Linked DNA regions of Homo sapiens: all the other regions are linked to region 4. The links are chromatin loops, found by intact Hi-C in ENCODE. Cell type or tissue: B cell. All regions are shown on one strand.

Evidence for each region. A loop is a pair of places that touch in the nucleus more often than their neighbours do. Peaks named below come from ENCODE experiments on the same cell type or tissue, not always from the same donor. Only the 100,000 strongest peaks of a DNase experiment are listed, where the experiment ranks them.
Region 1: a loop joins it to region 4, with 7 times the contacts of the local background. A loop is called at or near these places in 103 of 110 quality-filtered maps.
Region 2: a loop joins it to region 4, with 8 times the contacts of the local background. A loop is called at or near these places in 3 of 110 quality-filtered maps.
Region 3: it touches region 4 in a loop (2.8-fold over the local background); 5 of 110 quality-filtered maps call a loop at or near these places.

What each region holds. Positions count from the first base shown.
Region 1 is chr6:32,410,631-32,418,630 of GRCh38, reverse strand. No RefSeq gene overlaps it. Among named protein-coding and RNA genes, the nearest start is that of BTNL2, 7.4 kb to the right of the region's middle. RefSeq lists silencers at 3,785-3,933, 4,130-4,405. In B cell, CTCF peaks have their summits at 2,806, 3,011 (motif pointing left), 4,812 and 5,013 (motif pointing left); DNase peaks (open chromatin) are centred at 3,010 and 4,990; H3K4me3 peaks cover 387 bases; H3K27me3 peaks cover 1,350 bases.
Region 2 is chr6:32,044,250-32,052,249 of GRCh38, reverse strand. TNXB (tenascin XB) reads left to right here. Exons shown (of 44, transcript NM_001365276.2): 27 at 1,929-2,252; 28 at 2,663-2,980; 29 at 3,600-3,887; 30 at 4,238-4,516; 31 at 5,794-6,075; 32 at 6,924-7,244; 33 at 7,534-7,869. Among named protein-coding and RNA genes, the nearest start is that of CYP21A2, 9.8 kb to the right of the region's middle. RefSeq lists enhancers at 3,641-4,274, 4,464-5,663 and a silencer at 6,077-6,328. In B cell, CTCF peaks have their summits at 3,726 and 3,928 (motif pointing left); a DNase peak (open chromatin) is centred at 3,909.
Region 3 is chr6:32,114,987-32,122,986 of GRCh38, reverse strand. ATF6B (activating transcription factor 6 beta) reads left to right here. Exons shown (of 18, transcript NM_004381.5): 6 at 1,639-1,724; 7 at 1,863-1,998; 8 at 2,085-2,216; 9 at 3,030-3,163; 10 at 3,846-4,031; 11 at 4,121-4,212; 12 at 4,949-5,128; 13 at 5,293-5,400; 14 at 5,583-5,664; 15 at 5,880-5,950; 16 at 6,172-6,283; 17 at 6,423-6,507; 18 at 7,019-7,723. The coding sequence ends at 7,248. Among named protein-coding and RNA genes, the nearest start is that of ATF6B, 9.3 kb to the left of the region's middle. RefSeq lists a silencer at 3,801-4,095. In B cell, CTCF peaks have their summits at 3,816, 4,025 (motif pointing left) and 6,093; a DNase peak (open chromatin) is centred at 4,006.
Region 4 is chr6:32,792,416-32,800,415 of GRCh38, reverse strand. No RefSeq gene overlaps it. Among named protein-coding and RNA genes, the nearest start is that of HLA-DOB, 21 kb to the left of the region's middle. RefSeq lists a cis regulatory region at 5,665 and an enhancer at 5,593-5,737. In B cell, CTCF peaks have their summits at 3,016 and 3,221 (motif pointing right); DNase peaks (open chromatin) are centred at 996, 2,935, 3,235 and 5,695; H3K4me3 peaks cover 1,018 bases; H3K27ac peaks cover 2,090 bases.

The sequences.
Region 1 (8,000 bases), 380 kb after region 4:
TTTATGAATTTAACTATAAATAACTATATAGTATAAATAACTATAATTGATATGAAAATATATAAAGTTATTCAGTTGTTAATGGATACTTAAGTTGTTTTGATGTTTTGCTATTAGGAATGAAGTTGTAATGAACTTGCAATAGTTCTTGATGTATGTTCTAGAGTAGCATTGTAGTAGTAATGTAGTATGATAATGTATATATATTTTCAACCTTACTATGTTATGCTGACTTGTTTTCCAAAATGATCCTAACAATTTCTATTTCCTTCAGAAGTCTGTTGGTAGAAACATTGACCCACATCCTTGCTAGGTTTTGATATTTTTATTGTTTTTTCAGTGTGGCGTTTATTTACATTTCTCTGACTTATAATGAAGAGTTTGAAATTTTTTCACATATTCACATGTCATTTATACATGTTACTATAAAATGTTTCTTCTTGCCTTTACCATTTTTTTTCTCAGAAAAATATAGTCCTTTACTAATTGATTTGTAGGAGGCCTTTCTATGTTCTGGGTACTAATCCTTTTCATGGTTTAATATGTTGTAAGTATCTTTATCCAGTTTACCAAAAAAATTTCCTCTCTCTAGTGAGTGATTCCAATCAGCATATAAACATGCCACGGCATTTCCTTTTCCCTAAATCCAACTCTGCTAATGAATTTTTACTTCTAATCTGAAGGAAACTCTTAAAAATATTGGGCTGCACCTGTTATTTCCATTCCTCCCCATTCTTCTTCCACTCTTCACAGATCAGGCTACAGTCCACATCTTTAACTGAACTCCTTGTCACTGACATGTGTTAGCTCCATGTTGCCAAATCCAATGGTCATCTCTAGGATGTCATTTTATTCATCATATCAGAAGCATTTTATGTAGTTAACCACTACTGCATCATTGATGTATTTTCTTGACTTGTTACTAAACCTCACTGTCTTGAGATTCTCATCACACGAGAATAACAGCCAGATCTCAGCCTGCCTTGCCAAGTCTCCCATCTTCCCAACTTCTAAATGACTGAGGGCCCAGGACTCATCTCTTGCATTTGTTTCCTATGCATCTTCATTCCAGAATCTCCCATGGATTCCCACAACTAAGCACAATTCTTTGTTGAAGTTTCTCTAACTTACATTACTAGCCTTGACATGTTGCCCATAGCTTTGAAGCATGACTTGAAACCAAGCTTTGCATATTTCTTCTGTCCTTTTTCAAATAAGTTTTGGCTATTGTAGATCCTTTGTATTTTCATATAAATTTTAGAATTGTCTATTGCCACAAAGAAACCCAGTGGGAATATTGATCAAGATCGTGTTGAGAACTGTTATTTCAAAAATATCAATTCTTCCCAAATCAAAATATATTATATCTCTTTACACATTTAGAATTTTATCAGTTTCTCTCATCAGTATTTTATAGTTTCACATCACACATCTTTCGGTTCAGTTTATGTCTAAGTATTTTATGTTTTTATTGCTGTCATAATGAAGTGATTTTTAAATTTTATATATGATATTCTGCTGTGGTGTATAGAATTACAATTTGTTTTTGTATTTTACCATTGTTAAATTCACACATTCTAGGCATTTTCAATAGCTCTCTTAGGGTTTTATATATAAGCAATCAAGCTTTCCAGGCTGTAATGTTTACTGTTTGCCAAAAGGAGTCTGAAATTATGTGAAATCTGCTAGGCTTAAACTAATTTTTAAAATAATAAAAGTTGAAAGAAAAATCCAGGTCAATTTAAAAAATAAAGAATATTTTAAAAATAGTTTCCCATGCCCAATTTTATGTTAAAATACAACCAGACATAGTTAAATGTTTTATATATGGTCATGAAACTAAATTGTCCCCAATTATTTTCATATTCCAGTTCATATCAATTTCAATGGCTAGGCTATCCTTTGGGGTATAGTTTTCCTTTCATCCTGCTAACCCATTAATTATCCTTTTCTACGTGTCCACAAATGTCAGAGGTGTTTGAGCCGGAGCAACTCCATCTTGAATAGGGGCTGGGTACAATGAGGCTGAGAGCTACTGGGCTGCATTCCCAGGAGGTTAAGGCACTTTCAGTCACAGGATGAGATAGGAGGTCTGCACAGGATACAGGTCATGAAGACCTTGCTGATAAAACAGGTTGCAGTTAAGAAACGGGCCAAAACCCACCAAAACCAACATGGCCACAAGAGTGACCTCTGGTCATCCTCACTGCTCATTATATGCTAATTATAAAGTATTAGCATGCTAAAAGACACTCCCACCAGCGCCATGACAGTTTACAGATGCCATGGCAACATCCAAAATTACCCTATATGGTCTAAAAAGGAGAGAAGCCCTTAGTCCAGGAATTGCCCACCACCTTCCCGGAAAACTCATGAGTAATCCACCCCTTATTTAGCTTGTAATCAAGAAATGCTAAACCTACATGAAGTATGAACGATTCCTTACATTCCATTCCATGCACCACATCCTCCCTGAAGATTGTCTTGATTCCTTCATAGTTATTGAATTATTATAATATTAGTGCCTATGTTCTCTACTCTCAAAAGTGCAAATGACATTAATAACTGAACTTATAATATTTTCTGCTTTGCTACCTTAAGAATGAGTGCCTGGTATTGCGACGTGATTACAACGAATTTAAGACAATGAAGCAGTCCTCTCTCCCTATCTCCCTCATATCCTCTCTGGCTCTCTCTCTCTCTCTGTCCTTCTCTCCTCCTCTCTTTCCCCCGCATTCTCCCAGGGTGGTTCAGTGGCAGAATTCTGCTGGGACCTTTAAGAGAGAGAAGCATATTCAGCAGCAGCAGCAGTTTTCCTATTCCTGCCCCCATCCGCGGCTTTGAACTGAGTTTACCACGAAATACAAAAACACAATTTTAGAAAGAAAGATATTGGCAGTTAAGATTTGGGAAGTTTCTAAATGGGACTCTCAGTCCTTCCCGCCACTCTGAAATCGCGGTGCAGTAGTAAAATCTTGGAGGCGGTTCTTGAACAAACCTGTCATCTACTGGCCATGTGTGGAACTGCAACAGCCCGGTGGGGAATGCACTTCGCAGAGATGGAGATCCTCTCAGAGGCCCCAAGAGGACCAAGTAAAAGAACCCAGGATGAATGGCAGGCTGGATGGGTGCAAATGCAGGAGGCTTAGTATATCGGTATGATTTTCTTTGCCTTCTTTCTCCCAATATTTGGAAGGGTCCCCTATTTCCAGTGTGAGACATGCCCGGATATCTCTGTGAGTGCAGCTTCTTTGGGGTCCTGGGAGGAGTGTGATGGTATTAACACATTCTGTACACCCTCTCCCCGCAATTCCCCAAGGGGGCATCTGCATTAGTTTTGGAGTCAACTGAGGTGGGTTTCACCGAAGCTTACATCTCTTCCTGGGAACTTTAGTCTTATAGGCTCCCACCTGCAGTAGAATCAATTTTAGGTAATTTCATCATTTTCAAAAAATAATAGATGATCATTGTGATTGTCTTAAACTTCTGTAACTCTTTCATAAAAGTAAATTTAAAAGTAAAAATTTATTTTATTTTATTTTATTTATTTTTTGAGACAGAGTCTCACTCTGTTGCCCAGGCTGGAGTGCAATGGCGCAATTTCAGCTCACTGCAACCTCCGCCTCCCAGGTTCAAGTGATTCTCCTACCTTAGCCTCTGGAGTAGCTGGGATTACAGGCGTGCACCACCACGCCCAGCTAATTTTTGTATTTTTAGTAAAAACGGGGTTTCACCATGTTGCCCAGGCTGGTCTCAAACTCCTGACCTCAGGTGATTCACATGCCTCGGCCTCCCAAAGTGCTGAAATTACAGGTGTGAGCCACCACACCCAACCTAAATTTTTTAAAATTAAAAGTTTTAGAGGAACTGGTTTGTCAGACACTTTTTGTAAAGTATATGACAGCCATGTATGTAAAGAGCTCAACTTAGACTGTAGGTCAGCCAGAACTAAGAATACCTCAGTCCTCCATCCCTAAATGTTTGGGCATTTTCCTATTCAGAAGTTCTACTGCCTGCCCTTCCTCCTTTCTTCTCTTTTCTTTCTTTTCTTCTTTTTTCTTTTCTTTTCTTTCCCTCCCTCCTTCCTCCCCCCTCCCTCCCTTCCTCCCTTTCTTCCTTTCTTCTTTCCTTCTTTTTGCCAATCAAGAAAAATGGCCAGAGGTGCAGATTGAACCGTGGCCACGCTGTGAGGAAAGGCCTCCGTCCTGTGAGCACCACCCTCCCCTCACTGGCCTCGGGAATCCCAGGCCCCCCACTCACATCTGGGGGAGGAGTCGCAGGGCTTCTGCAGGTGCTCTCTCTCCTCCAGTCAGTCAGCAAACCGAGGGGACTGTGGAGGACAAGCCACTGTGCCTCCAGGAGATGAGAGCTGCTGATTTTTCTTTCCTTTCCCTGAGGAAACGATACCTGTATAAGTCTCACTGCTGGGAGACTCCACAAAGTAATCATCTTTCTGGTGAGTTGATCTAAGAGCTCTCAAAACATCTTTCAACCAGGTCCCCAAGAAACAGCTGATGGCGTCGCCTGAACTTCTCCATATTCATAGCAACACTTTCCTGACATTTCTTGGATTGACCTTGATTTCTTATCTTCATTTCTAATCTCCTCTATTTTTCTATCCACCTTCTTTCCAAGACCTTCCATTCCCAGTAATGACACCTAATAGCTATAAAGGGATTTTGTATCATGATTATATTCTTACTTTATCCTTACAACGATACTTTAATGTGAGCCACCCACATACTATCCCTGTGTAAAAACTAAGAAAATTGAGACCCCTGGAAAGAACAGACTTACCCAAAGTAAAGCTTGCCCAAATGTATAGCAAAGCTAGAATGAAAATCTCAGTCAGCCTAAACTCAGGGCTTCTTTTGTCGTCTAGTGGCTGAGGGAGTTATGAATGTGGGTCACAGGTGACCGCCGCATTTGAAGAAGAGTCTGTAAGTGAATCGACTTGCGGAACATCCTTGAAGCCGACAGTGAGCCCGTCTCTGCTGCCCTCTGGTGGCCAGGCAGATCCATGACTCCCCTCTCCTGTTCCTCCTGCCCTCGCCGGATGCTTGTTTTTCCCTCTCCTCAGTTCTAGCAGCTTATGCCTTGTTTTCCCGCTTCTCCTGGAGGTGGACTCTAGTCAGAATGCAGAGATTGTGACTCCTTTTTTTCTCTCCCACACACCAACATCTTCCTGCACAAAATGACCTCCCATAATATGTAGCATAATTTAGGACACAGTTCTCAGCACAGGCAGACCTCTGAGAAAGTGTATGCAGATGATTTGTGAGAACACACACACGCGAGTGTAAACGGAGCTTCTTTACGCGGTGAGTTGGCGCTGATGTGACTGACCATAAAAAATTCAAATAATTGCAGCATTTGGTACCATAGAGATGATACTACAGAATGCATGCAATGAGCGGCATCTTTTCACACATTCAGGTGTATAAAGTAAATTTCTATATTTTCCTATTACGGATTTTAATTTGTATGCCAAGCATTATTATGTCTTCTGACAGAGGAGTTCATCTGGTAATTTCCAGATAAATTCAGGGGCTTTCACACAATTAATTTAATAGCAGCCTCTCCTTCACCTGCCGTGTGATTTCTAAGTTCTGAGGTGGGAGGCGGAGCAGGGCTGGTGTAGAAGTCTCTCCTCACATTTGCATCATCAGCTCCCACAATATGTCACTATCGCGTCGTGTTTCCTGGTCGTCACTGTCCTTCCCACAGTGGTGACGATCACTGTTATGTCCTTGATGCCACTCTCCTCTTGCTGGAACATTCCATCCCAGCATTTTAGGCAGCAAACTTTCATCCCACTGTTGGAGCCTTCCAGAGTCTGCCACTTCTTGCCTTGGAGAACTTTTCCTTTGCTGCCACTCTGAGAGGGACATCTGTGGGCATCGCTACCATTCTGGGAACCGGAGGTGAAGTGGGGTTCATTCCCCTCTACTCCAATTGAGAGAGAACCAGGGTAAAGAGACCCTCCTATCCTCGTCCATGTTTAATTATGTTTCTCTTCTCTCCAAATCTCTCATCCTCTACAGTGAGGGGAGGGTCTTTGTCTAGACTGAAGGATGGAGGGGGAAACCCTTACATTAAGAATCGTAACCGTAAGTCAGGGGACCCAATTATGGGCTGCTCATAATGGGAGGGAAAGAAACTTAAGGAAAAAATCGGCTCAAACCTTGTAACATCATAATGCTGCATATGCTTTTATCATTACATTGACATGAAAATCTGCAATTAAATTAAAAATTGTTCTGGAGAACTCTTGAAATCCTGAGACTATATCTGAGACCCCCTCTAGCTCAAGGAACACAGACTTAAGGGGAACGTAAAGGAAAATCTGGCAGAAACAAAAACACACACAAAATATGCCTATCATTATACTCTTCATGCCCAAATATTATGCTGAGAAGGTTATTACATTTCTTTGGTAAACATCTGAGAGTAATTAAACCTTTTATTACTCAGCAAAGGGAGATAAAGTACCTGAGTAAAAAGAGCAATAAAGTAGCCCACAAGGGACCTTGGCCCAGAGCTCTGATCCTGGAGAGGGCAGTTCCTTTCTCTGGGTCTCTGTTTTCTCATCAGTGGAATGAGGGATGGCACGTTTGATATTCAGTTTTGCTTCCAACTCCAGCCCGATGAGTGCCATGCTCTGGTGGAGACTTGGCACTAGTTGGGAATCTTTGATGTGTGGCAAGGTGGAGGGAAGGGTGGATAGCACCCGCTGATGTGTGGGACGGTGGGGTCTGTGTGAGGACCTAACTGGGGGGTTGCAGATGAGGCCTCCATGAAGGCCTTGGCTTTCTGGGGAAGGTGAGAATTGCCAGTGTCATGATTTTGTGTGCACGTCTGCAGAATTCACAACTGAACCCAGCCAAAGTCCACTTGTCCCCGGAGTTTCACTGTTGAGAGGATTATAGCTGTTAGGAGGTGAATGTGCTATTCTGATTTTCAGAATGCAATCTCATTTTCACAGGGCCTCCGGGATTTGGCTCTGCCTTCAACTGGGGTGAGACGGCTTAAATCCTCCTTCACCCAAAGTCCTGGAGGAGGCCTCCACACTCTCTGGCTCTCCCACAGTTCTGTCTTTGATCAGCACACCCCAGGGCTCTGACCTGTTTCTGACCACCTGCTATGTGGATGAAGATACATCTGGGGCTAAGTGAGAAGACCCAGTAGCACCAGGTTTCGCCCCAAAGGAGAGAGGGAGACACGTGAGTGGTTTGGATTCCCTGGTGAAGGATGGCCACGGGAAGCTGGGGACATTGTCTCAGATTACAGAGTAGGACATACGGACAGAATCAATGTCCTTTAGGGAAATGCTGCCACCTGTTACACTGCCTCCCACTTACATTTATATCCCACTGCGCAGTCTTCAAAGTGCGATTGTAGCCCATTTGACCCTCACAGTGTTCTTGTGAAGCAGGCTGAGTGAGGAAGAAGCACGAAATTAAAAACGAGAAAACCAGGATCACATTTTCATTTGTCATGGATGATGTGGGGCATGTGTCCCTGAGCCTTGACGTCTTCTTATGTCACATGGTCATGACACAGCTTGGAAAACATTAGGATGATTGTCTCCACCACACAGCAGAGAAAATACAGGCTCAAAAAAGTAAAGAAAGATGTCCAAGGTCACACACACACACACAAAAACCCAATTCACTTTGTCTCCTAGAAATCTTATTTTAGCTTTCTCTATAAAAATGTATTGTTTTAACATATGATAAACTATAGCTGTTTTTTTTTTTAATTTTTTTTTTTTATTATACTCTAAGTTTTAGGGTACATGTGCACATTGTGCAGGTTAGTTACATATGTATACATGTGCCATGCTGGTGCGCTGCACCCACTAATGTGTCATCTAGCATTAGGTATATCTCCCAATGCTATCCCTCCCCCCTCCCCCGACCCCACCACAGTCCCCAGAGTGTGATATTCCCCTTCCTGTGTCCATGTGATCTCATTGTTCAATTCCCACCTATGAGTGA
Region 2 (8,000 bases), 750 kb after region 4:
TCAATCTCCTGACCTCGTGATCTGCCCTCCTCGGCCTCCCAAAGTGCTGGGATCATAGGCGTGAGCCACGGCGCCCAGCCGACCATCCATTTCTAACAAGATTCTCATCTATCTTGATGCCACTGGTCCAAGGAACACACTTTTTTTGTTGTTTTTTATTGTAGTAAAGTACACTTGACATAATTCGCCATTCTAATCGCTTTCTAGTTTGCAGTCCAGCATGAAGTCCACTCACATTGCTGTGGACTGTCACCCTCCACTTCCAGAACTCCTCTTCCCACACTGAAACTTCCTACCCACTAGACACGAACTCCCATTCTCCCCTTGCCCCAGCCCCTGGCAACACCATTCTACTCTCTGTCTCTATGAATTTGACTCTAGGTACCTCATATAAGTGCAATCATACAATATTTGTCTTTTTTGAATGGTTCATTTCATTAAATACAATGTCTTTAAGGTTCATCTATGTCGTAGCATCAGTCAGAATTTCCTTTTTATTTTATTTTCTGTGGCAATGGGGGTCTCGGTATGTTGCCCAGGCTGGTCTCAAACTCCTGGCCTCAAGCGAGTCTCCCACCTTGACCTCCCAAAGTGCTGGGATTATAGGCAAGAGCCACTGCACCTGGCCAGAACTTCCTTCCTTTTCAGGCTGAATAATGTTTCGTTTTACACATACAGACCACACTTTGCTCATCCTTTCATCCATTGATGGACATCTGGGTTGCTTCCACCTCTTAGCTATCAAGAATAATGCTGCTATGAATATTTGTGTGCAAATCACAGAACACCTTTGTAGCAAAGCTCCTCCCAGTAACAGATTTGGAAACTCTCTTAGAATTTGTTGAAGCGAATTTTTCTTGCATTCATGAATCCTCACAGAGGTTAGGCTCAGAGTTAGGGTTCCTGTCCTAATGGGAAAAGTTCCTGTCCTAATGGGGCTAACGTCATGGGGGACAGGCTGTGGACCAGTAAGAAAGCAAAGGCGGGTGAGCATGTGACAAGAAGCCCAGAGCCAGGCAGGAATACCTAAACCACCCTACCTGTGGATACTCAGGGGACAGTCAGGATCTGAGGCCAGGCAGGCCTTAGCTTGGTGACAGCTTTAGAGAGAAGGTGAAGCGTGTCAGATCAGCACAGGTGGTGCAAAGGCCAGGAGGCTAGAAAGAGCATGGTGTGTGAGAAGTACTGAGGATTGAGTGGGGTGTCCTTTGCAGTGAATAGATAGTCCTGAAGTGTGGGAGCAGAGGAGGCCTGGGGTCTCCCAGGGATGAGGATGTGATTGCCCAGGTCTGTGCTGAGATGGCCCCAGCAGCTGTGCCTGTGTGAAGCTCATCTGTGGGGGCTAAAGATGGGGATGGGGTGGCAGGGAGCCTAGAGGCAGGGAAGCCAATAGGCAGTTGGTGGCCCTGGTGAGAGGTGACAGTGGCTCAAACTAGGATCGGGGACTGGAGGTTGGGGAGGAAGGTATCCAGGGAAACTCGGGGGAGAGGTAACTCTGAGGCTGCTGGCAGCTGGTGAGGGGCTGGGTCCAGGAACACACCCCAGGCTCTGGCCTCGGGAGGAGTGTGCTGAGCTTGTTGCAGAGCAAAGACAGAAGCCCAGTGAACAAAAGATGGCGAGGAGACCCCAGTGCAGGGAGGGTAAGGGTGCAGAGGCCAAGTGGAGCTGTGCTCAAAAGAGAGGCGGTGCTGGAGGGACAGGGAGAGGTGGCCTGGGTGTTGGGAGGTGGGGGTGAGGTGGGGGCCGAGGGCAGGGGGGTCAGGGTGAGGGATAGGAAAGGCCGCAGGGGAGGAGAGGATGAAGAGCTGTGCTGGAGGCGCTGTGGGCAGCATCGTCCTGTTCTTGGGCACTTTGTGTTTTGTGACACATCCTTTCTATGCTGAACTGAGAACCCAGGGTCCTCACTGTCCCCACACGTGTCTGTCCAGCTCCAAAGGATGAAGCCGAGACCACCCAAGCAGTGCCTACCATGACCCCTGAGCCCCCCATCAAGCCTCGCCTGGGGGAGCTGACCGTGACAGATGCCACCCCCGACTCCCTCAGCCTGTCCTGGATGGTTCCCGAGGGCCAGTTTGACCACTTCCTGGTCCAGTACAGGAATGGGGATGGGCAGCCCAAGGCGGTGCGGGTGCCGGGGCACGAGGACGGGGTCACCATCTCAGGCCTGGAGCCAGACCATAAATACAAGATGAACCTGTACGGCTTCCACGGTGGCCAGCGCGTAGGCCCTGTGTCTGCCATTGGGGTGACGGGTGAGTGAATGATGGGAGCCCCAGGGTGGGAGCTGTGGGAGGGCCACCTCTTGCTCTTTGGTGATGACTGGTGGGGAATGGGACAGGGGTCTGGTCAGCACCACAGAACTGCTTGTGGCTGGGGCTGGGACTCCCCTTGGGCCTTCCTATGTGGTTGACCCCTGGCTCCCCCTGAGCAGGGAGGGGCCATCAGGAGTTTTGCTGTGCTGGTGGCTGTGCCAGGTCCCCCACAGCTGACCCTGGAACTTGTTACGTGTGTTAGCTGTCAGCTGAGCAGGACCACCCAGCCCCAAGAATGGACTTCTCTGAAATGACCTCAGGTCCCCCAGTCATAGCCTTGGCTTCTCCCTCCTTTTCCCCAGGACCCAAGGACATCCCCCTCACTCTCTCTCCCTCCTTCTCCACTGCAGAGGAAGAGACCCCCAGCCCCACAGAACCCAGCACTGAGGCCCCGGAGGCCCCTGAGGAGCCGCTCCTGGGGGAGTTGACAGTGACAGGATCCTCCCCTGACTCGCTGAGCCTCTCCTGGACCGTCCCCCAGGGCCGCTTCGACTCCTTCACCGTGCAGTACAAGGACAGGGACGGGCAGCCCCAGGTGGTGCGTGTCAGGGGCGAGGAGAGCGAGGTCACCGTGGGGGGCCTGGAGCCCGGGCGCAAATACAAGATGCATCTGTACGGCCTCCACGAGGGGCAGCGCGTGGGCCCAGTGTCCACCGTGGGCATCACGGGTGAGTGGGGGGACAGGCCCTCGTCCCCAGGTTTACCTCTGCAGCCCCCTTGTGTTTCTCCTTTGGATCTTGGCACCTCTTTTGACTGGGCCTCTAGGTTTCTGTCTTTTCTCCCATGTTGCTAATGATCCTGCCTCATCCTTGGATTCATGGAGACTGTGTGGAGTCAGATGGGCAGGTAGTCCATGCCCTGTTTGTTGTAGCTTCCTTCTCCCATTGTGATCTGGAACCTCCATGTTGCTCGTGTGCTCATTTGTTAGTCTTCAGGCTCCCTTAAGGAGTATTTTAGTGGCTCAGAAAGTGCTTCAGATCCAGCTGCCCAGATCTGCATGTGCCTTCGAATGTAGTGATTGTGCGACTTTGCAGGCGTTTCCTAACCTTGTGCTTCAGATTCCTGCAAAGTTGGGGTGATGATAATAATGGCACCCACTTCATATGTTGTGCGAGGGTTAAATGCACCACTGTTTGTGAGCTGCTTACAGCAATGCAGGGCACAGATTCTAAAACAAGCGTTTTAGAGGAGGCCGCTAAGAAATGCTCACTCCAGTCCTGGGAGAGCACTGCCTCCCTTGCGCAGGGTCCTGCCTCCTGACCCATGGGCCTGCTCTGCTCTTTTCAGCGCCCCTGCCCACACCACTGCCGGTGGAGCCCCGCCTGGGGGAGCTGGCGGTGGCGGCCGTGACCTCGGACTCAGTGGGCCTCTCATGGACGGTGGCCCAGGGCCCCTTTGACTCCTTCCTGGTACAGTACAGGGACGCGCAGGGGCAGCCCCAGGCAGTGCCTGTGAGCGGAGACCTCCGAGCGGTCGCCGTCTCGGGGCTGGACCCGGCCCGCAAGTACAAGTTCCTGCTCTTTGGACTCCAGAATGGGAAACGCCACGGCCCAGTCCCTGTGGAGGCCAGGACCGGTGAGTGAGGGCTGGAGGCCTCCCGCGGCCAGAGCCTTCGCCCCCTTGTGGCACCTGTTGGAATTTCACGTTCTGTGCCCCACACTCCAGTCCTCAGCACCCACTGATTTATTGGGTCCAGGAAAACCCAGGCCCTGAGCTCTCCTCTCCCACTCACACTCATCCCTCTCCCTACTTTCCCTGCACCCCAGGGGACACTTGCTTTCTTGTCTGGCTCCTCTTTTATTCCTACTCCTGGCCCAGTCACCCTCCCGTTCCTGGGACCGGCTCACAGAGCCATAGCAGCCCAGGAAGCTCCGTGGCCCCTTTGCCTCCATCCCACTCTCCATGCACCTCACTGTCTTTTCCAGCCCCAGACACCAAACCGTCTCCCCGCCTGGGGGAGCTGACTGTGACAGATGCGACCCCTGACTCCGTGGGCCTCTCGTGGACGGTCCCTGAGGGCGAATTCGACTCCTTCGTGGTCCAGTACAAGGATAAGGATGGTCGGCTCCAGGTGGTGCCGGTGGCAGCCAACCAGCGGGAGGTCACAGTCCAGGGCCTGGAGCCCAGTAGGAAATACAGGTTCCTGCTCTATGGTCTGTCAGGCAGGAAACGACTGGGCCCCATCTCTGCTGACAGCACCACAGGTGAGTCCCAGTCCAGCCTCCACCTTTTCCAGAGCTGCCTCTCATCCGAGCCCTCAGAGCTGGCCCTGCAGCCTTCCCGTGAGATTCCCTCTATCAGCCCTGACACAACCATCTTAACTCCGAAAGTGAGTCCCTCTGTGTGTCAGGCACAGTTCTGAAGCATATGCATTACTTCCTTTCATTCGCTGACTGCTGAGGAAATAAAAGGGACACGGGCTTTGGGGCCAGCAGATCTGTGTTCCAGTTCCAGTCCTAGCCTTTGCCAGGGTGACCATGGACAAGCCGCTTCATCCCCGGGACCTCAGTGTCCTCACCTGCATAATGCTGGGAATGGCGCTGGACTCAGTAGTGGTTCCCATCCTCCTCCCTCCTCCCTGACTCGGAGCCGAGGGGTGGAAGAAAAGGGAGGGCTTGGCTATGGAAAGACGATGGAAAAACCTGGTGTCACTATGCCTATGACTCAGCTCCCTGAGGAAGGGGTGTGGTGGGTCACCGACCCTCACCCCACTCCCAGGACCATGAGTCACTATGCCCAGAGGAGGACAGAGCAGCCGGCCAGTCTGGGCCTGGGTCCCTGGGACTCCGTAATTCTCTTCCCAAACCCTCACTGTGGGGACGGGGTACAGATCCCCACCCATCGGCCCCAGCCCCACCCGGGCAAGCCTCTGCTCTGCCCTCTGTTCTCCCAGCTAATCCCCTGTCTTCTCCCTGCCCCACCCTGGCTGCCCCGGCCCAGTGGGGTCAGTGTGGGGCTGGGGAAGCAGGAGGCACGGATGTTCAGGCTGATGGCCACAAGGGGACAAGGGGGAGATCACAGCCTGGCAGTGATGGGAGCCGTGCATTGGCCGGCTGCCCAGACCAGCTCTCGATGTTTGGGGTGTCTCCGTGACAACCCAGAGACCTCCGGGGAGTCTCTCTCAGCTCTGGCCTCATTCTTGCTCAGGGGCTGGGGGTCAGGGTAAACAAAGGCCCTCTCTGCACCCCCAGCCACCCATCCCTCGGGAGATGATCTGTAATGAATTTGGCGCATCCTCGATCACAGCAGGGAAGGGGCGGGGCAGGAAGGAGTTTGGGCAGCAGCCTCCAGAGGAGGAGGGGGCTGTTCTCCCTCATTCCTGTGGGGCATGGCGGGAGCAGGCCTGTGTGTCTCCTCAAGGAGCTGTCCCTGGGGCTACACTGGAGGGACCATTTCCCAGAACCTCACACCTCCGGGAGGCTGCCAGGGCTTAGGCAAAGGCAGCATGTGACTAAGAGCTTTCCCTCCTCCCTCTGCACAGCTCCCCTGGAGAAGGAGCTACCTCCCCACCTGGGGGAACTGACCGTGGCTGAGGAGACCTCCAGCTCTCTGCGCCTGTCCTGGACGGTAGCCCAGGGCCCCTTTGACTCCTTCGTGGTCCAGTACAGGGACACGGACGGGCAGCCCAGGGCAGTGCCTGTGGCCGCAGACCAGCGCACAGTCACCGTAGAGGACCTGGAGCCTGGCAAGAAATACAAGTTTCTGCTCTACGGGCTCCTTGGGGGAAAGCGCCTGGGCCCGGTCTCTGCCCTGGGAATGACAGGTGAGGCTGCTGTGCCTGGCTATAGCAAGCCAGCTTGTGTGGGTTTCCTTGTGCATTTGGGCTGAAGACAAAGATGACTGCAGGAGTGGGCAGGCCGGAGTGGGGCGCCCTGGCCTGTCCCCAGGAAGGAGGAGGAGTCTGCAGCCCTGTGGGCTTCAACATCCATCAAGGAGTCCAGAGCAGGAGCCAGGCCAGGCGGGAGGGAAAGGCCCTGGGAGGGGCTCTCTAATCTCCCAGCCCCGACTCTGCCCCGTCACTGCCACTGCTCCTCATTACTCGCTGGGGCTGCTGTCGCCTCCCCGAAGGGTGGCCTTGTCCAGATAGCGGCAAACCTCCCTGCCGTGGATGAGTCAGGAGCATTTTCTTAAGAGGAACATCACTGGAAAACAAAATGAGCGGGGACACAGAAACCAACAGCAGTGGCTGCATTTGTGGTACAGGCTCCTCTTCCAGAGCTCGCTGATGCCCACCTCAGACAGGCCTGACCACGGCACGGCTGGTGGGATTTGCCAGTCACCTCAACCAGCCAGTTCCACCCTCAGCTTCTCTCAGAAGGGAGCACCACACTCCTCAAGCTCAGTGAATGTATCCCGGCATGGGTGGGGCCAGAGCCTGTGATATCTCGAGGTGGGCTCGGCAGGACACCGGGGTGTGGAAGGGGGAAGCGAGCACCTGACTCAGACAGCGCGGGAGCTCGCAGGAGTCACGAGGCCACAGCGACTTCATTGTCTGACTGGGCCTGGACCTATAAACTTCCCACCTCAGCCTTGGGCCAAGCCTGGAAGATAAAAATGGAGCACCCCATGGCGCCCCTCACTCAGATTCTCCCCTGGGCTTCTCCCACGCAGCCCCAGAAGAGGACACACCAGCCCCAGAGTTAGCCCCAGAGGCCCCTGAGCCTCCTGAAGAGCCCCGCCTAGGAGTGCTGACCGTGACCGACACAACCCCAGACTCCATGCGCCTCTCGTGGAGCGTGGCCCAGGGCCCCTTTGATTCCTTCGTGGTCCAGTATGAGGACACGAACGGGCAGCCCCAGGCCTTGCTCGTGGACGGCGACCAGAGCAAGATCCTCATCTCAGGCCTGGAGCCCAGCACCCCCTACAGGTTCCTCCTCTATGGCCTCCATGAAGGGAAGCGCCTGGGGCCCCTCTCAGCTGAGGGCACCACAGGTACCACCAGGCGTCTCCGGCCTCTAGCCTAGGACTCAGAAGGGAGAAACGGGGGCTCAGAAGGGGTGGTCGCAGGGAAAGAGCGTGAGGCGGGTACCAGGGAGAGAGGATGGATGGGCTGGATGCGAGTGGCCTTTAGCTCTGCCCCACAGGACCCCCCTGTGGCTGCAAGTCCCTGGTTACAGATAGAGAAACGGGGGCAGGGAGGGGGGTGGAAGGGACGTGCTCTGGGTCACCAAGCTGGTGTGCTTCTGTCTCCAATCCCTTCTCCCCCACCCACTCCGTGCAGGGCTGGCTCCTGCTGGTCAGACCTCAGAGGAGTCAAGGCCCCGCCTGTCCCAGCTGTCTGTGACTGACGTGACCACCAGTTCACTGAGGCTCAACTGGGAGGCCCCACCGGGGGCCTTCGACTCCTTCCTGCTCCGCTTTGGGGTTCCATCACCAAGCACTCTGGAGCCGCATCCGCGTCCACTGCTGCAGCGCGAGCTGATGGTGCCGGGGACGCGGCACTCGGCCGTGCTCCGGGACCTGCGTTCCGGGACTCTGTACAGCCTGACACTGTATGGGCTGCGAGGACCCCACAAGGCCGACAGCATCCAGGGAACCGCCCGCACCCTCAGCCCAGGTAAGGACCCACACACACTCTGCCCCAAAGTGGGGGTCTTTGTACTTCACGGGGGGGACCTAGTGCCTCAGCCAGCGGTGGGGGTGGGCGAGTTGGTGGTGGGCCTGGAGGAATCTGCAGAGCGACTTCCA
Region 3 (8,000 bases), 680 kb after region 4:
CGGCCTCCCAAAGTGCTGGGATTACAGGCGTGAGCCACCATGCCCAGCCATGGTTAAATAGTTCTGATAGTGGTTATCTCTGTGTAGGGAATCTGAGTGACTGGAGGACCGGGAAGGGAAGTTTTTTTTTTTTTTTTTTTTGAGACAGAGTCTCGCTCTACCCAGGCTGGAGTGCAGTGGCGCAATCTCGGCTCACTGCAAGCTCCGCCCCCTGGGTTCATGCCATTCTCCTCCCTCAGTCTCCCAAGTTGCTGGGACTACAGGCGTCCGCCACCACGCCTGGCTAATTTTTCTATTTTTTTAGTAGAGACGGGGTTTCACCGTGTTAGCCAGGATGGTCTCGATCTCCTGACCTCGTGATCCACCTGCCTCGGCCTCCCAAAGTGCTGGGATTACAGGCGTGAGCCACCGTGCCCCGCCAAGATTTTTTTTTTGACTTAATTTTCCTTTGTTCGTTTGGATTTGTATCATGACTGTATTATCTATTCAAAAATATAAATTGAAGTTTTAAAAAGCAATCTTAGTGATCATATAATTAAGTACCAAAGTGAACGGTATGGACCAGAGGTAGTGGTGGACTGTTGACCTGTGGGCTGAATCTGGCCCTCAGAAGGGTTTTATTTCACCGACATGGGGCCTAGCATTTTCTTTCATGGAGTGATCAACAAGTCATAAAGGCAGATTTATTGGAGGCCATGGAGGCTCAGAGGTGACTGAGGCTTTGCTGTTTGGTGCCTGGGAGGAAAACTTGTGTGACGGGGCAATCAGGAAGCCTCATTTATGGCCAGTTAGATTTGGGTGACTGGTGAGGCATGAGAATGGAAGGGACCAGCAGGCAGCTTGGAAGTCAGAATCTGGTGCAGGTGAGCAGCCAGGGGGAGATGCACACTTGGCGGTTGTCAGCATGGAGATGCATTGGGCAGGGATAAGGTGGAAATCCAGCAAGATAGGAATTTGGGCCATGTGAATGCTGGAGACCCCCCTGCCACTTCCCCTGCTCAGGCCTATTCTATGTGAATAGACAAGTTCTGTGAACAAGAAAGAGGGAAACGCAGAAGGGCAAAGACAGCTTTGAGGAACATGGAGCAGGGATGAGAAAAATCAGAGGAGCCACTAAAGGAGAAAGGGAAGCACTAGGCGAAAAGCGGGGCGGAGAGCCAGCAGGTGAGCAGCTCTGTGACTGCCCCTCCTGGATGGCCTGTAATCTAGGGCCAGAAGAGTTTTATTTTCAGGTTCAAAGAGAAAGGACCCATTTCCCCATCTTAACCCTCTTTTTTATTTTTTTGAGATGGAGTTTTGCTCTTCTTGCCCAGGCTGGAGTGCAATGGCGCGATCTTGGCTCACTGCAACCTTTGCCTCCCAGGTTCAAGCGATTCTCCTGCCTCAGCCTCCTGAGTATCTGGGACACAGGGATGCGCCACCATGCCCGACTAATTTTGTATTTTTAGTAGAGACGGGGTTTCTCCATGTTGGTCAGGCTGGTCTTGAACTCCTGACCTCAGGTGATCTGCCCGCCTTGGCCTCCCAAAGTGCTGAGATTACAGGCGTGAGCCACCATGCCCAGCCTCCCATCTTAACCCTCTTAACCCTTCAGTGTTTACATGATATCCAGCTTTTGCCTCATCCTGCCTCCCACAGATGTCCAGACCAAGATAGAACCTGTCTCTCCATGTTCTTCCGTCAACTCTGAGGCCTCCCTGCTCTCAGCCGACTCCTCCAGCCAGGTGAGCACCACCTTCCTTCCTTCCTCCAGGTTTTCCAGTGAGTTCCTCCTGACCTAGAGGTATGAGAGCTTTCCCTTCTTCAGCTCCTTCTCCTCGACACTCTTCCTGACTAATGTATCTCTGGAATGCCCCACATAGGCTTTTATAGGAGAGGAGGTCCTGGAAGTGAAGACAGAGTCCCTGTCCCCTTCAGGATGCCTCCTGTGGGATGTCCCAGCCCCCTCACTTGGAGCTGTCCAGATCAGCATGGGCCCATCCCTTGATGGCTCCTCAGGTAATGGAGTCTCCTGACACTTGGAATCCCTAGTGAGAGGCCTTTGGTCCTGACATTTCTTGTTCTTTTCTCTCACCTTCCTTCAGGCAAAGCCCTGCCCACCCGGAAGCCGCCACTGCAGCCCAAACCTGTAGTGCTAACCACTGTCCCAATGCCATCCAGAGCTGTGCCTCCCAGCACCACAGTCCTTCTGCAGTCCCTCGTCCAGCCACCCCCAGGTACTGAAGAAGGAGAAAAGGGCCGGGCATGGTGGCTCACGCCGGTAATCCCAGCACTTTGGGAGGCTGAGGCGGGCGAATCACCTGAGGTCAGAAGTTTAAGACCAGCCTGGCCAACGTGGTGAAACCTTGTCTCTACTAAAAATACAAAAATTAGCGTGGAGTGGTGGCAGGCGCCTGTAATCCCAGCTCCTCGGGAGGCTGAGGCAGGAGAATCACTTGAACCCAGGAGGCGGAGGTTGCAGTGAGCCGAGATCATGCCACTGCACTCCAGCCTGGGCGACAAAGCGAGACTTTGTCTCAAAAAAAAAAAAAAGAAAAAAGAAAAACCAAAAAATAAAAATAAAAATTAATTAATTAATTAAAAAAAAAAGGCCAGGCACAGTGGCTCACGCCTGTAATCCCAGCACTTTGGCAGGCCAAGGCAGGCGGATCACAAGGTCAGGAGATCGAGACCATCCTGACTAACACAGTGAAACCCCGTCTCTACTAAAAATACAAAAAAATTAGCCAGGCGTGGTGGCGTGCGTCTGTAGTTCCAGCTGCTGGGGAGGCTGAGGCAGGAGAATGGCGTGAACCCGGGAGGCGGAGCTTGCAGTGAGCCGAGATCGCACCACTGCACTCCAGCCTGGTCGACAGAGCAAGACTGCATCTCAAAAAAGAAAAAAAGGAGAAAAGGAGGCGGGCTGCATTGACCCTGTCAGAGAGCTTGCAGCCATTGAGGCTGCCCAATCCTTGGGTGCTCTTGTGTGGGTGTGGACACAAGGACCCCACCCAGCGCACAGCCCTCTGACCTCTGCTCACTTGCCCCAGTGTCCCCAGTTGTCCTCATCCAGGGTGCTATTCGAGTCCAGCCTGAAGGGCCGGCTCCCTCTCTACCACGGCCTGAGAGGAAGAGCATCGTTCCCGCTCCTATGCCTGGAAACTCCTGCCCGCCTGAAGTGGATGTAAGTGTTGGGGAGGAGAGAAGTAGGGCGAGTGATGGGAAGGGAAGAGGGAAGTCTTGCCATAGAGAGAACTGTGGGATGAGGAGGGAGTCGATACCTAGGAGAAAAAAGTGAGGAAACGGACCCATTAGATCATTCTGAGGGTCAGAATGGACTCCTGTTTCTATATGAATATCAACTCCAGGTAGTTTTAGGGTCCTTTAGGTTTGCTGTCACTGCAGATGGAGAAATGGGGTTGGTCTCCATAAATTAAAGGCAAGGAAGTCGTACTGTACTATACGACTACGGTCATGGCCATAGTTGGGGAGGGAGGCTGCCTCCTAGGGGAAAATCAGGTAAACTGTATAAGCAGTATAACAAGGTTAAACTTTGAACCCTACAAATGTGGGCTGACAGGAAGAAAGAGTTACGAAGGAAAGAGTTTCCACCAGCATGGAGAAAGTTCTTCCCACACTCTAACCTTTCCCACCTCTGAGGAGCAGTAGCAGGGAATGTTTGAAAGAAGGGCCCCTTCCCTAGCGTGTTTGAGTAGAGAGGAAAAACCTCTCTGGCTATGTAGGTGGGTCAGGAAGGCAGGGGAATGGCCATGTGAGCTTTGGGTAAATCATTCCTTGGGGTTTGAGAGCATAGTCTCCTTCTGCCAACTCATCTGTCATTCTTTTTTGACCTTCCGGGTGCCTAGGCAAAGCTGCTGAAGCGGCAGCAGCGAATGATCAAGAACCGGGAGTCAGCCTGCCAGTCCCGGAGAAAGAAGAAAGAGTATCTGCAGGGACTGGAGGCTCGGCTGCAAGCAGTACTGGCTGACAACCAGCAGCTCCGCCGAGAGAATGCTGCCCTCCGGCGGCGGCTGGAGGCCCTGCTGGCTGAAGTAAGACCAGTCTGTCCCTGGGAGACCAACAGGAATACAGCCTCCTTGGAATGATTCCCCTTTTTCTTGTCTCCTTCTTTGTACCTTAGAACAGCGAGCTCAAGTTAGGGTCTGGAAACAGGAAGGTGGTCTGCATCATGGTCTTCCTTCTCTTCATTGCCTTCAACTTTGGACCTGTCAGGTGAGACCTTCCTTGCTTCACTAGAACCTTCCAGGTGGAGCCCACGTTACAGCCTCCTAGCTGCCTGCTTTGGCCCAGGCCATTTCCTTCTGCTTATATACAAATGGTTCTGGTGTCCTTGGCACCGATGATGTGTCTGGCCAGCCCCTTCCTGCTCCATTATTTGTCTTTTTTTCTTGGAGATGGAGCCTTGTTCTGTTGCCCAGGCTGGAGTGCAGTGGCACGATCTCGGCTCACTGCAACCTCTGCTTCCTGGGTTCAAGTGATTCTCCTGCCTCAACCTCCCAAGTAGCTGGGACTACAGGCGCACGCCACCATGCCCGGCTAATTTTTTGTATTTTTTAGTAGAGACAGGGTTTCACTGTTGTTGCCCAGGCTGGTCTCGAACTCCTGAGCTCAGGCAGTCTGCCCACCTCAGCCTCCCAAAGTGCTAGGATTACAGGCTTGAGCCACCTCGCCCGGCCTCCTGCTCCATTATTTTTCCAGTGGAGAGTAGATGATGGTGATAATGCTGGTAGAAATAGTGACTATTAAGTGCTTACTGAGTTCTAGGCTCTAGGTGATGCACTGTCTTTTTTGTATGTAGGGACCATCCTTATTCCCATCTTACAGAGGCAGACTCAGGCTTGTATAACAGATTGCAACTCAAGCAGTCCATCTGCAGAGTCTTTATTCTTACCTAGATACTTGATACAGCTGAAATTCTTCATTGTGCTCAGTCCTTCTTTATCCACAGCATCAGTGAGCCTCCTTCAGCTCCCATCTCTCCTCGGATGAACAAGGGGGAGCCTCAACCCCGGAGACACTTGCTGGGGTTCTCAGAGCAAGAGCCAGTTCAGGGAGTTGAACCTCTCCAGGGGTCCTCCCAGGGCCCTAAGGAGCCCCAGCCCAGCCCCACAGACCAGCCCAGTTTCAGGTGAGGAGAGAGAGAGAGGGCCCCCTCTCGTTTGAGGGTATGAGTTGGTCTTCTCCCCGCTTTCAGTGAGGGGGACCCAAAGCTTTCTCTTGCCGTCATCGCCTTCTTTGTTGTGGGAGTGCTGGGCAGTCTCCAAGTGTTGTCTCCTTCCTGCTTCACTCCAGCAACCTGACAGCCTTCCCTGGGGGCGCCAAGGAGCTACTACTAAGAGACCTAGACCAGCTCTTCCTCTCCTCTGATTGCCGGCACTTCAACCGCACTGAGTCCCTGAGGTGTGGGATTCATTGCTGGGGCATCCAGCTCCCCCGGCCTCCCAAGGCCTTCTGCAGTCAGCCTGGCTGGCCTGTGTACTAAAGCGCCAGTGCTCCCTGCCCTCTCCTCACTCCTGTGGGTGGGCAAGGAGGGTGGGAATCTTGGCCTGGCATGGAGGTCCTGAGCTCCTCCATTTCCCCAGGCTTGCTGACGAGTTGAGTGGCTGGGTCCAGCGCCACCAGAGAGGCCGGAGGAAGATCCCTCAGAGGGCCCAGGAGAGACAGGTAGGGCGGGTGGCTGGTTCAAGGAAGGCCACTTGAAGACAAGGGCTAAAGGCCTTGTCTGGGGATTTCTAGTGGGCATCTCGCTGTGGAAGTTTGAGGGATCGTTTGAAGGAAGTGGAGGGTTGAGTGGGAGGTGGCATCAGCTTCCAGGGGCTGTTTGTCTCTTTCCCTTTTCCCTTCACCCTCTCCAAGTCCTTAGATACTTCTCCTTCCAGAAGTCTCAGCCACGGAAGAAGTCACCTCCAGTTAAGGCAGTCCCCATCCAACCCCCTGGACCCCCAGAAAGGTGAGTGTGGGGTGGGGTGCTTACTTATTAAGTGAAATTCCACTTTCAAGAGCTGTACCCCCAGTAGCTGTCCTGTGCCTGTCATTACTGTCACCAGTGGGATTATACCTCCCTCCTCCACTGGGGGTCTCCTGTCTTTTTCTCTCATCCTACCCGCTTCCCTGGTAGAAACTGAGCATTGGGCTTAGTTCCCCTCAAATCCTGTTTCCCCACCTGCCTAGGGATTCTGTGGGCCAGCTGCAACTATATCGCCACCCAGACCGTTCGCAGCCAGCATTCTTGGATGCAATTGACCGACGGGAAGACACATTTTATGTTGTCTCTTTCCGAAGGGTGAGTTTCTCCTGCCCTTCCATCTCTGTCACCCCAGGTTCCCAGCAGTCTGTCTTCAGTGGGGGGATGTAGAGTAGGGCTGGGGAGCTTGTTGGCATCTTTGCCTCCACCCTTCTGGCCTGGCCCATCTGTTCCCCAGGACCACCTGCTGCTCCCAGCCATCAGCCACAACAAGACCTCCCGGCCCAAGATGTCCCTGGTGATGCCTGCCATGGCCCCCAATGGTAACTCTTTCCCTGCTGGGTATGGGGGCAGTTCCAACAGGGAGATCCAGCCTGGGAGCTGAGGGGGAAGGGGGAGAGGAGCAGGGCATCCAGAGAGCTGCTGGACCCACAGGTGAGAAGCAGCAGGAAGTAGGTGGAGGGAAGAGCACCATGCAGGAGACTTGGGAGGGAGACAAGGGTGAGGGTCCTTCCCTGGTGAAGGTGCTTGGGTAGATGACTGGGCAGAGGCGGGGGGCCGGGAACCTGCTAGACTCTCACTTACTTTTTTCTCTTGATGTCCTCTCCTGTGTGACCCCACACTCAATGCCCTTTTCTTTTCCTACCCTCTCCTTGCCCCTGCACCAAACTCTGTCCCTGCCATCCTGTTTAACTCCCGCTATGGATCTGCCTCCTCACTATTGCCCTTTCTTTTTCTCTCTGCTCACCTCTACTTTTCTGACCTCCTCCCCTCCTCCCTGCAATCCCTGTTTGCCTCCCCATCTCCTCTTCCTTAACTCTCCCCTTCTCACAGAGACCCTGTCAGGCCGTGGGGCCCCGGGGGACTATGAGGAGATGATGCAGATCGAGTGTGAGGTCATGGACACCAGGGTGATTCACATCAAGACCTCCACAGTGCCCCCCTCGCTCCGAAAACAGCCATCCCCAACCCCAGGCAATGCCACAGGTGGCCCCTTGCCAGTCTCTGCAGCCAGCCAGGCCCACCAGGCCTCCCACCAGCCCCTCTACCTCAATCATCCCTGACCTCTGCCATTCACACTGACTTAGAACGGGGGGAGGGGGTACCAGGTGGCCAGGTGGGACTGTTTCAAATTTCCCTGATCCCCAGGCTTGGGGCAATTGGTAAAGGAAAGAGCAGGTGTGGGGGTTAAGCACTTATTTGAGGTGGGGGTGTTCACCTCTCTTCTCATCCCTTTTCAGAATATAGGGCTCCTCTCATTCCTGTGAACCCCCAGTCCTGGCTTCTTTGTTTGAGGGGATTGTGTGAGGTTCAGTTGTGGGGTGGGTGGTGAGCTGCTGCATATTTTTTATTTTGTTTCTCTAGTGTTATGGCAGTGGAGGTGGGAATTTAGTCCCCAGGTGGGACAAGGGAAGTTTTTTCATTTTGGAGCTAGTTACTGGGAGTAAGGGAGGGTGGGGTGGGGGGGAGTTCAGGTTTATGTGTGTGCATTTCTTTTTTATTATTATTAAATAAACAACTTGGAGGGAGTTGAAGGAATGGTGGCTGCCTTCCTGGCTCGTGATGGGGAGTTTGGGGGAAAGTGGCTTTTCCAGAGCCAGCATCAAAGAATCAAGCACTGAAGACATAGCTGGCTCTGAGGTGGGGTGGGTGCGGGATCACAGACCGCATGTCATCCCCTTGCCCCCACCCCTGCAACTCTGGGGTATATCTGTGTCTAGCAACGATGTCTCATGGCGTGACAGACTAGAGGATACGCATCCCTGGAATGTGAGTCAACAGGAAAGATGGGGCCCCACGCCCTTCAGGGTGAGCA
Region 4 (8,000 bases):
AAATTATTTTATCTTTTTTTTAAAAAAGTTATACATGACATGGTTTAAAACATCAAATACAGATGGTTCCTGACTTATGATGGTTCCACTTAAGATTGTTCAGCTGTGATGGCGTGAAAGCAGTACACATTCTGGAAGAAATGTACTTCAAATTTGAAATGTCAGTCTTTCTCTGGGCTAGTGATATGTGGTATAACACTCTCACCTGACGCTGAGCAGCAGTAGTGAGCCACAGCTCCCAGTCAGCCACGCTAATGTAAGTGTTCTGAGCATGTTGAGGGTAGGCTGGGCTAAACTATGATGTTTGATAGGTTAGGGGTATTGAATGCATTTTCAACTTGCAGTTTATCAGGACACAAACCCACCTGAAGTCAAGGAGCATCTGTATTTCTACAGGGCTTGTTATGCAAAACAGCTGACCACACTGCCTCCCCATTCCTCTTTCCAGACAGAAATTCTAGTAGATAGTCCCATTTTACAAATGAGAAAGTGGAGGCTTAGGGAGGTTAATTAAGACACGCAAGTTCATATGGGTAGGAAGCGATGGAGCTATGATAAGAACTCAAATCCATATGGTCCCCAAGCCTGAGGTTTGAGCTATATTGCTTCGTGATTACAGGATATATTAGTTTCCTATTGGTGCTGTAACAAATTACCACAATTTAGTGTTTTAAAACAACAAAAATTTATTGTTGGACAGTTCTGGAAATTATAAGCCTAAAATGGGTCCTGTTAAATTAAATTAAATTTGGCTTAAAGCGGCCTCTGTACTTTGAATTCCTACGTAGTATACTGAAATCTAACTTAATGTGTAAGAAAATTGTACCCTAACTTAAGAGCATATTCTTGTAATAAATAGCTGAGTCTCAGGCAAACACAGCAGCCAAGCTTCAGGCAATCACAGGTTGCCAACTGATCAGACCATGATCAAATAAGGCAAATACTGAGCTGTAAACAAGCTGCTTCTGTATACCACTTCCTTTTTCTCTCTATAAATATTGCCTGCCCCTATTGCTCAGTGGAGCTCTCTGTACCTCTTCTGGTCCTGGATGCTGCCCAATTCATGAATTGTGCTTTGCTCAAATAAATCAAAATAAATTTCATTTGTTCAAAGTTTTTCTTTTAACACTTGTACAGGGCTAATCAAGGTGTTAGCTTGTCTGTGTTCCCCTTCTGAAGGCTTTAGCGGATAATCTGTTTTTTGCCTCTTCCAGCTTGCAGCGACCAGCTGCATTCCTCGGCTTGTAGCCCCCTTCCAGCAATCACTTTCCTCTGATTTTTGCTTCTAATATCACATCTCCTTCTATTCTCTTGCCTCTTTCTTTCACTTAGAAGGACCCATGTAATTATATCAGGACCACTTGGCTAATCCAGAATAATCTCCCCATCTCAAGATCCTTAATCTAATCACTAATGCAAAGTCCCTTTTGCCATGTAAGGTAACAGATTCACAGGTTTCATAGATTCAGATCTTTCAGGGGTGGCAGTTGGGGGCATTATTCCATCTACCACACAGAGTAAAGTTTCATCTGGATGACCCACAGGCCCTACAAATACAAAATGTCTAATATGGAATGTTCTCTTAAACTGTCCTTTCTTGATGACTGGAATTACTAACCACTTGGTCTCCCAAGCATCTTCTGCTCTCGCCTTCTCCTCTCTCCCATATACAATGGATGACGACACATCATGTTGCATCTGCTCCCTCACATGTCTCTGACCCTCTCTCTAGATCCCTGATCCTACTTTAATTCGAGCCCCATCATGTCTGGTCTGTGTTACTCTAACAGTTACCCACGCTGCTTTCTCTGCTTTCAATTTTATGCTCCTCTAACCCACTCTTCCCATCAGAGTAGTCTTTCTAAAACGTGAAGCTGCCCATGACCCTTCCCTTACTATCAGTCTGCATACTGGTCCTACTGACTGCAGATCAAAGACCCAAGTCCTTAGCCTGGTGTGTGAGGCATCCATCCCTAGCCCTCTGCTTCATCTGTCACCCACCCATTTTACCAATTCCGAAAGACTTTCACTTCCCTCGAAGCCTGTCCAAGTGTCCAAGCCGCTCATGCTTTGTTAGACTTGGAAGCCATTCTCCATATACCCTCGATCAGCTTGAATGTCATTTCCACTAGAAAATTTTCCTAATTGTTTGTGACTTCAATGTCCTAATTTTACACACATTTCTGCTGTGCCCCTTTGTTTGCTAATATGTCTCCTGGGTGGTAAGCAGGACTCCGTGTCTTATTAATATTTTCCGTCTCCAGAATTCAGCCACTGTCTGCCACACAAGTGCATAATGAGTTACTATACTAATATTATGCAGCCATGTCCCCTGTACAGCAGTTCCCTGGATCTCATGGCTTCTTTTTTGATTTGCCTTGTTTGTTACCAACTTCCATCAGTAAGACAATCTATCCAATCCTTGTCCCCTTTGCCACATCACATCCTCAGGGCAATAACAAAGTTGTTAAGTTTATGCACCTTCTCCACTTGGAGCAAGGCCTCACCATGTCAGGCCTCCGCCTGATTCTCCTCCCTGCCTGGGATGGCAGATTTTGCTCTAGTGGGTCTCCAGGCCGTGAGGTCTCCTGTCTTTTATGTTCTGATCCGGGTGGTGAGCTGCAGCTCACTACAAGTCCTTACTTGTCTCTGCTGGCCTTTAGAGACTTTGTACTCAATTTGGAGGAACTACTCTTGATGGATTGTAAGTGAGAGGATTTCCTGGTCTCCCTCTGGAGTCCGCCAGAAAACCACATTCTCTGCTTTTCAGCGTTGACTGCTCATGCTTACGTAATTTCTAAGAGTAAGAGCCTATGGACTGTCCTGGCAGCAAAGAATTCGCTCAGGATTTTGCCTGAAGCTGCACTTCCGGGGTCTCGCTTCATCAGAAGACTTCTTCATTTTCATCATCGGCCCAGCGATGCATGGGTACCTCTTAGGGTTTAGCCCCAGAATGTACTGGGGGAGGGGAGGGTAAAGTAGGTGGGGAAGGAGTCAGAGTCGTAGGTCACCTGTGGCTGGAGTTTTGCATCCCTAATAAACGGGAAATGAACTGAAGGAAGACTGGGTTTTCACGTCAACACGAAGGACACCATTACGATGCTAGACTAATCATCAAATAAAATTCCAGATGGAAAAAATTCAGAAACTTAATTTGGAATTTGAGCCCCGCTCTATTATGCAACGTTCCCAGCCATTGCTCCGCGGATGTAATGTGGACTTCCACCGCCAGATGGCGATCGAGACCGTAATTTAAGTTGGTTTTCTCAACTTCCTCTGGACTGAGTCCCCGTGAAAATCCCAAGTTTAACGAGGGGCTTTCCTCGCGTAACCTTCGCTTCTGCTTCCTCTCTCACATCACCTCAACCTGCGAGACTCTGAAAGGGATAATGAGGGTTGGGGGGAATATGGAAATTCAGGGAAGGGAGAGGGGGGTGGTGTGAAGCTTTCCAGACCAGCCACACAGAAATAGCGTACCAATAGTGGTTTAGAGCACAGACCCCCAGCCAGAATGAGTAATTTAAACAGCCCTACGATGTAATCGTTGTGTGCATATGCATCTCTATGCCTCTCTCTCTCTCTGTCTTTCTTTCATCTGAGACAGGGTCTCACTCCCTCTGTCCCACAGGCTGGAGTGCAGTGGTGCAATAATGGCTCGCTGCAGTCTTGACCTCCTGGGCTCCAGTGGTCTTCCCACCTCAGCCTCTGAAACCACAGGGTCTTGAACTTCTGGGCTCAAGTGATCTTCCTGCCTCGGCCTCCTAAAGTGCTGGGGTTACAGGTGTCGGCCACCATGCCTGTCTGCTATTTAAGTGCATAGAAGAATGCCTGGCACTCAGTTAGTGTTAAATATTTATAAAATAAATTAAAATTTTATAACACTACACACATGTTGTTGAGTATGTCATAAATAGAGACATATTTAATGAGATGTCAACATATATCACGTTAATGAATTAAGTAAGTTTGAGAATATTAGAGAAGAATGATAATAGATTAACGGAGGAGGCTGGGCGCAGTGGCCCACACGTGTATTCCAGCACTTTGGGAAGCCGAGGCAGGCAGATCACATGAGGTCAGGAGTTCGAGACCAGCCTGGCCAACATGGTGAAACTCCTTCTCTACTAAAAATACAAAAAAAAAATTAGCCGGGTGTGGTGGTGTGCGACTGTAATCCCTGCTAATGGGGAGGCGGAGGTTGCAGTGAGAGGAGATCGCACCACTGCACTGCAGCCTGGGCGACAAAGCAAGACTCCATCTCAAAACAAACAAACAAACAAACAAACAAACAAAAAACAGACGAAATAGGGTTTGAGTATGTAGTCTGCTCTCAACATGAGATAGTAAAGTCTTTGCTTCCCTTATATTCTGTTAATTAACTCATTTGATGCACATCGATGTATAAAGCCTTTAACTTCTATTTATTCTTTTCCTTGAAAAGCATGCGGAATGCCTTCTCAGGACTCTCCCATTTTTTATTTGTGAACACCCACTGGCATTCCCGGATACGAAGCTTGCAAGAAGGTGTGAACCGCCCTATACTCGTGAGCCCCTGGGGCTCTGTACTCTTTCCAGCCCACATTTGACCTCAGTCAATTTTTAAATGATTCCAGCTAAATTCTTCTTACCAGTGCCCAGCTGTACCTGCCTTAGGTAAGCAAGCACTCAGGCAACAACTTTCCTAGATTTCAAGCTAGTTGGAAGCTCAATCCCAGCTCTGTGATGGGTTGAAAAAAATTGCGACCTTGCAATTTGTGTGATTTCTTTCATGTTGCAAGGAAGCATCATTGTTTCCAGTTCTCTGCATCCCCAAGCAGAAACCAGAACTCTATATAAACGTTTTTAAATGGAGACATTGAGAAAAAGTACCCGAGAAACCAATGAGATACAGGAAGAATGCTTCCAGCACTAACATGAATGGGGCTTGGCCATACAGATAGAAGGGTTGGAAACTCTTACGCCTTGATTTAAACTCTCTATGCATATTCTGAGCACGCTGGGGAATGTACTACTACTAGGCTTGATTTGGATTCATGGCTACTACCTCCCACAAAATGATAGGTCTTCTGTTTTAGTACGTGAGATAATTCCTCAATCGATCTTATTGCTGCTATTTCTGTTAAGCATAAACAATGATTTGGGTCACAAATTTCAATGGGGTTTAAATTCCTTTGTGCATCCCAACAGGTAATCCTCTTACTCTGGGCTATGAACTTGCTACTGCCAAGATGGATGCCATGAAAAAAAGAGATCTCATCAAAATGGTCACAGAGAGATGGAGGGCCTCTGTGTAGATGGCAGGGTGGTGGTGGCCGTGTAACTAGCTGCCCGGTGAGGAGCAGCCCTTGGGGAGAGCCCAGGTAGGACCAGGAGAAGCAGAAATAGAGAAAAGTGAAAGATCGAGGTGGAAAGAACATGAGGGACAAGAGCTCTGCATGGCCACATCACCAGCAGTCTTGTTATTACAATGAGGATGAAGGGACTGAAAAGAGGGGAAGAGATGGAATTCATCAAACAACAGTGCTCATTCATACAAGGTAAGTATACATGTGGCCTTTTCTCTCTCTATCTGAAGATGTGGCTTACTGTAACAGGAACTATCATGGGCATTGGACGGCTGTCTCATGGTGATCCCATCCTCCTCTACATCCTAAACTTTTTTTTGAATGCATTTCTGTATTTTGACTTCCTCTCTCCCCAAAGTTCTTGTTAACTTCTGAGTATGACTTAGCTTCCTTATTCTTTGAAATATTTGAAACCCCTAACTTCCTCTCCTCTGTGGTGTAACTCACATGGCTTCTTGATACCAGGAGGCACTGTCTGCATACAACCTCATATTATGAGGATGAAATGCCCATGAATCCTACCAATCTGAGGAACAACGCATTTGTCTTCTCTGACAAAATACGGGTGCCACATATTCTGTAGGAAAAGGTGGTGTTGAGGTCAGAACTTCTCTGTTTCTCTGTCTCTCTCTCTCTGGTTCTGGAAATGTTGAGAATATGAGTGAAGGGAAAAAGATGGGCACCACGTGGAGGCAATTTCATGGTGGCATGAAACAATTTTGGGGGCATGAATGCCATGGGCAGAACATCAGGGCCCCAAAAGGGAAATACACAGTACTTTCTTTGGACTTCAGTGCTCTCTTTTATAGTAATGGAAACCACAAGCGCAGAGGAAGGGGAGCTGATTCTATAAAAAGAAGTTTATTTCCTACTTTAAAAGATGATTTTTTGACTATCTTCCCACAATAGAGCCAGAGGATCACAGGGGAAAGCTACGATCCTCAATTATAGAAAATGATGTTGGGTGCATCTAGCATCACAGAAGCTTTAGAGGACACAGTCATCTCAGGTACCTACAGATAAGGAAGAAGTACCAATGAGAGTACCTACTCGTATTCTTATTCATGGAAGCGAATCCCTTCAGGAACCAAATCATTTAGCTGCTGGTAGATGTTTCTTTTGGCTCCTCTCTCTCCTGAGCTCTCAAACACAGACTTTTTTTTCTGTGTGCCTCTGCTTTTGGCAACTCTGTTCCAAGAATAAGAATATTTGTTTGTAGATGAGCTTGCTAGGTCGGGGATCTCTTGTATAGGGAGATGGTGAATCACTGAGCAGGACACAGAGGCATGAGTTGAAACAGTGAGATGTACCTTAGTTTAAAGAGAGGTCACAAGAGCTCATGGACCATTATTAGATAAACTCTAAATTAGAAAAAAGAACCATATTTCTCTTTTGATAGTCACATAAAAATTGAAGCCATACTCATTCTAATAAAAAGTAACATGCATAGCTCTTCATTGCAAAGCTCATCTATTATTCATAACAGGCATATAGGGTCTATATCATTTTTACAGAAGTGGAAATAGCATGTAATTACTAATTTAGTTTATTCATTAGTTTTCCAAAAGTGAAATAAAGAATTTTCCCTTTGACTTCCTACCTGGTAATTTGAAAGAGATAAATTTGTGACTAAAAAGAGTACTTCACATCATACACAAATAATTAATGCAACTGATTGACCCAAGCTAGTGTGTGTGATATTGTGATATAATAGGAAGTATATATTTGGTTTCTGACCCTGGTTCCTGCCCTTCAGCTCCTAAAACTCTTGGAATCTCCAGAGTGATAAGAGTGTCTTTTGCATGCTAATGAGGTGACTGGTGGCTGGGGCTGGTCACCAGAAAGACCAAGGCAGGATTAGAGGGTTGGGATTTTCAGCCCACTCACAATCTCTGGGGAGAAGGGAGGGGCTGAAGGTTGAGTTGACTGCCAATGGCCAATGGTTTAATCAACTCACCATGCTGACATAACAAAGCCTCCATTAAAACCCAAAAGGGCAGAGTTTGGAGAGTTTCCAGATAGCAGAACACGGAAAGATGCCTGGAGGATAGGCTCTTGAAGAAGGTGTGGAAGCTCCGCACTCTTTCCCCCATACTTTGTCCTATGTGTTTTGTTTTTCTTTATCAATCTGTTCGTCTGTATCCTTTGTCTTATCCTATGTAATAAACCAGTGTATGTAAGTGTTTCCCTGAGTTCTTTGGGCTGCTCTAGCAAATTAATTGAACCTGAGGAAAGGTTTGTGGGAACCTCCAATCTATAATTGGATGGTCAGAAGTACAGGTGATAGCAACTGGCATCTGAAGTGGGAAGGGGGCAGTTTTGCATGACTGATCCCTCAATCTGTGGGATCTGATGCTATTTTTAGGTAAATAGTATCAGAATTGAATTGATTTAGAGGAACCCGGTGTCTGCTGGAGAATTGCTTGGTGTGGGGGAAAAATCTCCACATACCTGATGTCAGAAGTAACTGTGTAAGACAGAAGGAAAAATGCTTTGGAGTTTTTTGTTTTTTCTCCCCATCTCTATTTATATAGGTTAAAAATGTGGCTGGGTGCATGCCCATGATCTGAGCACTTTGGAAGGCCCAGGCAGGAGGATAACTAGAGGTCAGGAGTTCAAGACCAGCCTAGGCAACACAGTGAGACCCCCCCGCAT